Regions from separate parts of the Homo sapiens genome. Here region 2 is linked to region 1. A link is a contact called in ENCODE Hi-C or POLR2A ChIA-PET data. All regions are on one chromosome and are shown on one strand. The core of a region is the stretch at or near the end of the contact, and the rest is flanking DNA. Distances in the headings are between cores, read along the strand shown.

Region 1 (4,220 bases), core at 966-3,465:
CTCTGTAGCCATTTGCAGCAGCCCTTGTAGGAAGGGAGAAACGGTGAGGTGGGGGAAGGGCTAGATTTTCTGAATCTCATTGGCCTGGCTCCTGAGCCAGAGGTGGGGTGGGGTTGGGTGGAGAGAGAAAGCAGCCACAGCACACATTGCTGAGCCCAGATGGTGGATTCATGAGAACCATTTAATTGCCCACAGAGAGAGGACATCTCACTTTGGCAGAGGACAGGCTAATCAGAAGCAGCCCCCAGCCTCTCCTCCCTTCTTCTCTCCCTCCCTTTGTGAATTCAGCTTGATGGATACAAGGAAAGGCTCCAGCACTTTGATACCTAGCCACACTGCCCAGCCTCAGCATGGGACTTTCCGAAACAACTCAGGGATTTTTTTTACTGGGAGGAGGGAAGGGAATTTCCCGTGTAAGCTCACCTTGGCCATGCCCCCCCACCCATCATGAACCAAACTAGCCCAGCTCTCCCTACACCCAGCCAGAAAACTTTTTTTTTCTTTGTGACAAAAGGATTCATGCTGGGAATACTCTCTTAAAAAAAGCAAGTGGGATTAGACACAGCTTGGGGTTCAGGAGGTAAACAGATCAGGTTGCCAATGAAATAAGTCAGGCATCTATCATTTCACAGAGTGCCTCTATCATATAAGAACTGCATGACCTCAGGAAAGCCAAATAACCACCATGAGGTTTAGGTTCCTCCTCTACAAAATGAAGATGAAGATACCTACCTGATGGGACCTGAATGGGATGCCTGGTGCTCATTCAGGGCATTATTTTCCCTCCCAGGCTGATGGGATGCTAAGACCAAAGATTAGGCTCAGTTTTATAGTCCTCCTCGGCCAAAAGTTGTGTTGTTCAATATATAGATTTTTCTGCCACCTCCTTTACTATCTGGTTCCTCGTTTTGTTTTTTCTACTGTGTCAATTCTATTATCCTTATTATTCCTATGATTTTTATTGTAAAGTCTTTATAATCCAACCAGGATGGTTGATTGAAAGGACAGGTTGAAACCACAGTGGATTTTGTAACACCAGATGGGCTTCTGAAACATGTTGCATGCAAATTGTCATCTTGAGCAGAGAATCATATTTAAATATGATTCAAATAGGACTAGGTCTGGTATGGTCCAGCTTTTTTTTTTTTTTTTTTTTTTAACCTTCAGCAACTGACAGGTGTTTTCAGAAACTTCTAGTCCTGTCCCTGGGACCCTGCTATTATTCTTTGACTGTGGCCATGGGACTCCCCCACCCCCAGCCATTCCTCAGAAAAAAAGATGGCTGAGAGCCCCTCCCCTCTCCTGTCGACATGGTGGCAACCTAATGCCTGAAGCGATGGTCTCTATCCAGTCCCAGAACATCATTAGCCCCCTTTTCTCATTGCTGAGATAGGTTTGAAGGCTGGACTGGTGAGAGTGAGGTGGGGAAAACAATATATATCTTCTTTTCTCTCTAGCTCATCCACTTACTCCCACATTCCTTCTCTCTTAAAGTGTCCCTACCCCTCTGAAGCCTGGGAAGAGGATTTGAAGTGCGCTCCAGAGTAGTCATCTATCGACTTGACCTTCAGCCTCAACCTGCCAGAGCGAGTGTGGACGGGGGCAAACCGGCCCATACCAGACCTGGTCCTGGGATCACAAGAGCTAGGTTCTGTTCCAGCCCCAGCCTCACAAACTGTGTGCTACCGGAGAAGTCACTTATCCACTGTGTGTGCTCACTGTTTGCTTAACCCTCAAATCAGTGGGAAGACAAATGACTCCAGGCTGTCCAGGGAAATGTGGGAATTGAGAGTGGCCACTAGGTGGCAGTACTCAGAAAGACACGGTGCGGGAGCCCCTGACAGACATGAGGGCTCTGAAGCGCTTTAGCCTCAGAGACAGATGCCCAGGTTCAGCCTGAGGAGAAAGCCGCGACTTCCCTCGCCCAGTAAACGCATTTACCCTTCCGCGCCCCCTGCTGCAGCCGTGGGAATCGGTGCACGCCCCTCCTCCTCCCTCTCCGGCTGACCGTAGGCATCCTTTAAGACCCTGGTGAAGCTCTCCCTGACAAAGCCTCTCTCCCCACTTCTCAGGGCGAATCCTTGTCACCTCTGTCTCCCCGCCGTCCTTAATCCACACCTTGATCAGGACACCACTCTAGAGAGCTATCATTCCCCTGTCTGTCTCCCTGTGAAGTTCTGGAGAGCAGACATCAAGTTTCCTTCACCTCTGTCTCCCCAGTGCCCGACATGGGACTGGCACAGTGCCTGCTGCTATGTATTTGTCTTCCGGATGAATGAGTTCATGAATAGAGCTTGAGAAGATCAAATTAACCCCTTTGCAATGACTTTCGATCTCCTTTTTTTTTTGGTAACTCAGTATTGAGTTATGCTTTTCTTGATTTTGATCAGCAAATATTACTTTGGTGGGGTTTTAAGCATCTCTTAGCTGTGAGTCTCTTGGTTCAAACAAAAACCTATGACAACCTAAATATATAAAATGAATAAAAGTAGAGCTACTTGATTTGAAGCTGGGTGGGAAGGCCTGGAGTCTATACTGCTCCTACCTCCATCCCCTGGTTGGTTAGGGAAGCCCCCCCTTAGAATCTGAGGGCTCTGTAAACAAGTTTTTTAAGCACCACCTTGGTTGTCGTATCAGTTCTTCTTCTATTTATCTCCAGTTTCCAGAAAAGCTAAATGCCTGGGGAAGGACTGAGTTTCTTGAGGGCAGGAGCTGTGTTTCCTATCACAAGGCAGCCAGGGGGACAGTGCATTCAAAGGGTGTTTGACTCGCTAATGAAGTTGAGTTGAATTATAATAATAGGGTTCAAAGACGAATATTGCTTTAGAAGTTGGAAAGAAGTGGCCTTTCCTGGCTTTCCCCCAAAGGAGACATGGGAAGGTGACTAAGGAGCTGGCTGGCTTGACCATCACCTCTGAAGGACTCCTGAGTTAAGTCGTTGTAATCTCTGAATCAGAGGGGCCTAGGAGTGGCCAAGTGGTCAACAGCTCTTGCTTCAGAACTGGATGATTCAATCCATGCTGTAGCTTCAATTTATCTGTGTGCTCCACTGGGTTAGTGTAAGGCAATGCAAATACTGAAAGCTCCAATAAATCACTGTTATATTGAAAAATCTTAGTTAGAAGGTGCTACTGGATTGAGCTAGGCTGATCAAGGAAGTCTTCCTCTAGCATTTGTGATGGAGAGCTCACTCCTGTGAGGGGCAGCATGGGCCATTGCCAGAGGGGACTCCCTTATAGTCAGCCTCTATCTTCAACCTCATCTCTGATGGCTCTTCCCCTCTCCACATAAATGTGCTCAGGTCTCTCAATGTCCTTAAAAAAATTCCACCCTCAACTGGCACCTCTTTATAAATCTGTCCTTTCTTCACAGCCAAGAGTCTTGATAGACCAGCCCATGTTCTGTCTCCACTTCCTCTCCTCCCGCTCCCCCTCAGCTCCCTGCAATCTGGCTTGTGTTCTCACCACTCCATTGACCTGCTCTTGACTGGATCAAAACTGCCCTGGTATTGTGAAGTTCGATACTTGAACACTGATGGCTTTTTACTTACAACTCTTGCATTTATTTTTCATGCCAACTCTCTGCTGGTTTCTTTCCTCCTTCTTTGGCTGCTTCTTCTCAACTTTCTTCTCGGTTTGAGCCCCAACGAACCCTCCATCTTCTTTTCATTTTATCCCAGCACTCTCCCTGGGCCATCTCATCCATGTCTTCAGTCACTAATATTATCTTTTACGTTATCATCAGCAGTAGCATCAGGCCTTTTTGCTTGTCTCCTGTATCCAATTCATAGCAAAATCATGTCAATTCTACCTCCTAAAATCCACCCCAAACCATCCCTCTTCTTCATCCTCTTGCCACTTCGTAATTTATGCCTGGTCTCTTTTAGACTTCTGATGCACCTTCAGCACTGGTCTCTCTACTTTCAGTTTTGACCCTGTAAAATTCACCCCACATGATGCCACAGATCTAAGATATAAATTAGACCATGGCACTCAATCAATTTAAACTTTTCCATGGTGTTCACTGCCTACAGAATAACATCCAAGCTCATTAGTAGCAAGACCTTTATAGAAAGCTCTCTTTACACAAGGCCCACCATCACCTGGCCCTCTCTGTACCTCTCCAGGCTCATTTTCCTTTATTCCTTAATTTGAACTCAGTCTTACAGTAATGTTAAATTGTTTCAAGTTTCCACTGTGATGTCTTTCAGACATTCTATT
Region 2 (4,220 bases), core at 1,225-3,724, 420 kb after region 1:
CCTACACACATACCCACCTCCCTCCAACACCCAGCTATTTCTGCCCTAGGTTTTGCTTTCGCTTTGGAGGAATATTTTTCTTATGTCAGGTGTATAAATATAACTATGAAACACTGCCTGTTTCTCTCATCCCACAGTGAAGCTACCTTCATGCTGAAACAAAAGAAAACTTGATTATTGTGTTTATTACTCCCAAAGGTATATTAAGATTAGTTGCTGAATTTAGTATTTTTTTTTGAGTCTTCATAAAAATAAGCCCCATTTAGCCAGGATACAGCTCTTAATTGAAGTAAATCCTATCTTGCCTAAAGTAATGAAAGACAAGTGAGTCCATAAGTTTGACTTCCCCTATTTAAAATTCTTCTGTATCCACAAAGTGTACATAAATCTTTATGGAATGACCTATTAACTGCCTGCTGCTGGGACCAAGCTTTGGACTTTGTTTCAGTTATAAAATAAGGTCACTCTGCTTTTGGTAAAAATTGATGTAGCTGCTTTGATAATTAAAACCTACGGAGTCGTGAAGAGCTGATATATTTAAACCTCTAAAAAATAATGTAGAAGCTATAAAATTGCAAAAGGAGAAGGCATAAAGGTCCCCTATGGCTGCTCATCAGATTAAATATTAGTAATAGGGTATTTATGTCACTCTTTAATAAAAAATTTCCAGGAAATTTTTGAAAACTTTAAATTCAAGTCCTGAACCACCTCTCAGCTGGCTCCATTATATAAGATCACCTACAGAGGGGGCTACATTTCTGAGGGTATCATTTAAATAAATACATAACATAAATTCACTGATGCTGCCAGTTGAGGAGCCAAGACTCAAAGTGAATCATCCTGGCCCTTAATGTGGGTTTTTACCCATAGATGTATCTACACCTTGCAAGCTCGTATGCCCCAACCCACTATGTGGGTTCTATCTTTTTTTCTGCTGTAATTAGAGCAAGTAGCTTCTGGCTTAAGTGTGAGAAATCCACCTCAGGAAGCGCTACCTAAAAATGAAATCCAACAAATGCTTGGGCAAGTTAATTAATCTTTTTGTGTCTCAATTTCTTCCTTTCTAGAATGGGACAGATGAAGATAATAAGTACAGGTAATAATGAAATTGATCATGATAATGATAGGCATCTTGTATCAATACATGTCACTTTTTTCCTTGCCCGCTCCTCAACATTTGTCTCCTAGTCTCCCTCCATGCCTATCATTTAATCTCGTGATTGTAGTGCGTCATCCCATGTAATTCTGCCTACAGGAAGAGAGTATACTGGTGGTACCAGCAACTGCATTCTTTCCGGTTCACATGGCAGTAATGCTTCTGACAACAAACAAACCAGCTTACTGGTTTAGAATTCAGTCTCCTATGGGTTTGATCAGAGTACTTCGGTTGACTTGGATTGCAACATTCTGGGACATTGACAAGCTAGGGACAGATCATATAACCTGGGGACTTCATGAAGTAAGGTCACCTGTGAGGTTTCTGAGGCCATAGTCAGCCTCTTCTCCCCTGACAACACACACTAGCTTCAACACATGCTCATTTTAAATGTCAGCCTCACTTACTGGCTGTGTGGGCTTGAGCAAGTCATTTAATCTTGCTGAGCCTGTTAACTCCTCTGTAAAGTCTACTTGCCTTACGGAGTCATGGTGAAGGTCAGTGGGGATGTGAGAATACTCTATAGACTGTAACATACTATATAAATGTAAAATATTATTCTAAAATTATTTTACATTAAAATCTAGCAAGTCTTATCATCAGTATGGTTCCCACTTCATTCTGTCAATGTGAGAACAAAAGAAAATTGAAAGGATTCAAAATTCAGAAAACCACATTTGTAACAGTACTTGAGAAACACTGTCTTGAAGCTTAAAAATACATTTATAAAGTTTATATTAGATACATTAATTATGTTATTACATGTTGATGTTTTTTATGCCCATGCGACTGTTAACAATCCAGACAGTGGAATGTTTACACCAATGAAACAGTTTTATGTTAATTAGCGTATGTGTAGCTTCTGGTGTGATCTGAACACAGCTTTCACCTTGAGCTTTATTGGTCTTCTATTTATTTACCTTGCCCCAATCATTAACAATTATTTTCTGAGGCATAAATGGCAACTATAGGAGCCCCAAGTGACCCATCTTTACTTTGCCGTAAACTAGATTATATAGAGGAATAGCTAAAAGCACTGAATACCAATGCCTTGGGTTTAGAATTTTATCACTCTCTCTGGCCACCGAACCTACCAGTTATAAATTACCTTTTATTGCCTTCTAGAAAAACAAATTAAGTACTGGGCAATTTAAATTCTACATGCAAAACAGCTATCTGAGAAGTAAAACTCAGCTGGACAAATGCGCATTTTTTAAATCATGGGCAAATGAAGAATATGTTTGTTTGAAAGTAGCTGAAATGCCTGACTCTCAGTCGGTCCTGTTCCTGCCACCAGCAGGTTCAGTTGTGTAATGATCTCATGATGCACACACGGAAGTGTCAGCCATTTCTCTCACACCTCCCCCATTTTCCCTCAAGAACAGAGGGCAGGGAGTAAACAGCTGATGTGGCCTACAGACTTAGCCCATGTGCTTATTTGGATAGCTTTCTGCATTTCTGTTCATGCTTATCTTGATTGGATGTGATGTCACTTCATATCCACTTTCAGTCTTTAATTAGCTTTGCTTCTTCCTTTTGTGAGCTGTCTTTGCTTACTTTCAAACATTGAGTTTATCCTCTCACCTTCTTTTATGTTTTGCCTTATGTTTGTGTATCTTTTGCTCCTGCCGTGTTGCTGCTTCTTAATTTTCCTAATCTGCTTTTTAGAGTTTTTAAATACCTTTTTTTCTCTGAGTTCCCATCTTATTTTCACTCCATTCCAGGTGGATGAGGTTTACATCACTCTAAGAGGGTCAAGAACTGTGTTTCCCACCGTATACAGAACACAAATCATGATTTGAGCCTAACTGACACTGGAGACGATTATCAGTGATACCCAGACAACAACATTAAATGGCATTGAATCACATAGTGAGAGAGTTATTCCCTTTCCACTTCTATCACACTCCTGCTCATTATTCCAAGGAGAAAGTTTCCATTTGGTCCTTGTATGGTCTATCACTTGCTAATCTCCCTTTTTAAAAGAGAGAAAAGGCCTCAGGCTGAGAGCCTTTGGCTTGTAATGGTATCTAGCTAGGGTTTTACAACACTGTTTTGGTTTTTATTATGTAAGTACTTGTTTTTATTGTTACCTCCTATTTATGGCAAATGATATTGGTTTTCTTTTACAGTCATGATATGAAGTTTCTTCCTTAAAAAAGTATATGTAAGTTTAAAATACTCACCAATTTAAGGAAAAACATTAAATACAAGGATGTGGCCAAAATCTTGAAGGTGGTAGTACTAGAACGTCAGAAGTTTGGGAAGTACCAGCCTGGAATCACTCCATCAACTTTGTTTTCGGTTTGTTTGTTTTTGAGACAATGTTTCATTCTCTCACCCAGGCTGGAGTGCAATGTTAAACTCACTGCAACCTCCGCCTCCTGGGTTCAAGCCATTCTCATGCCTCAGCCTCCCAAGTAGCTGGGATTACAGGTGTGCACCACCACGCCTGAGTAATGTTTGCATTTTTAGTAGAGATGGGGTTTTGCCATGTTGGCTGGGCTTATCTTGAACTCCTGACTTCAAGCAATCCACCCACCTCAGCCTCCCAAAGTGCTGGAACTACAGGTGTGAGACACCATGCCCCACCCCCTCCAACAGCTTTTGTTATCTTCCTATTGCTTTATAGCATTATATGTTATTTTAAAGCATACTTGCTAATAACATCTAGGCCTAGAGACAACTCATTCCACTTCCAAATTTTTCCAGTTGAAATTATACACAGATTATTTCATGGTCTTTTTTTATTCCCTTCAGTCATCATAAGGTTTTCACAGTCTCCTCAAAGAGACACTGATAATCAGTGATTGTCCATCAGGTTAATATTCTGGGGCAGGTATCGTGTACACTGATCTGGTTTAATTCATCTATTTAGAGTGCTAAAATGTACACCACTTTTTTCACCCATTTTTCCCCCCACTGCCATGAAGAGAAGGCATACAGGCCGTGAGACTTCAAAACTTTGTCATTTATCAATTAGGAATTAGTTCAGGTGATCTCATTTACCCAAGCAATACAATCTTTGCAAACTTTTCCCCTAGAGGGAAAAGGATCATGCAGC

What was found. A loop is a pair of places that touch in the nucleus more often than their neighbours do. ChIA-PET counts read pairs that join two places held with the same protein, here RNA polymerase II (POLR2A). Pooled maps may share reads with other maps.
Region 2: a map of ovary shows a loop between it and region 1 (6-fold over the local background). The contact joins two enhancer-like sites. A Hi-C loop is called at or near these places in 2 of 168 maps with a recorded cell type or tissue (CD8-positive, alpha-beta T cell and ovary) and 1 of 50 pooled maps. POLR2A ChIA-PET finds 5 or more read pairs at or near these places in 1 of 52 experiments (T-cell).

Annotation. Positions count from the first base shown.
Region 1 is chr1:117,756,611-117,760,830 of GRCh38, reverse strand. No RefSeq gene overlaps it. Among named protein-coding and RNA genes, the nearest start is that of TENT5C, 150 kb to the right of the region's middle. Within about 2 kb of position 2,215, at least 6 of the 41 ENCODE cell types and tissues checked have a DNase peak (open chromatin) inside an H3K27ac peak, as active enhancers do.
Region 2 is chr1:117,338,430-117,342,649 of GRCh38, reverse strand. No RefSeq gene overlaps it. Among named protein-coding and RNA genes, the nearest start is that of MAN1A2, 27 kb to the left of the region's middle. Within about 2 kb of position 2,474, at least 2 of the 41 ENCODE cell types and tissues checked have a DNase peak (open chromatin) inside an H3K27ac peak, as active enhancers do.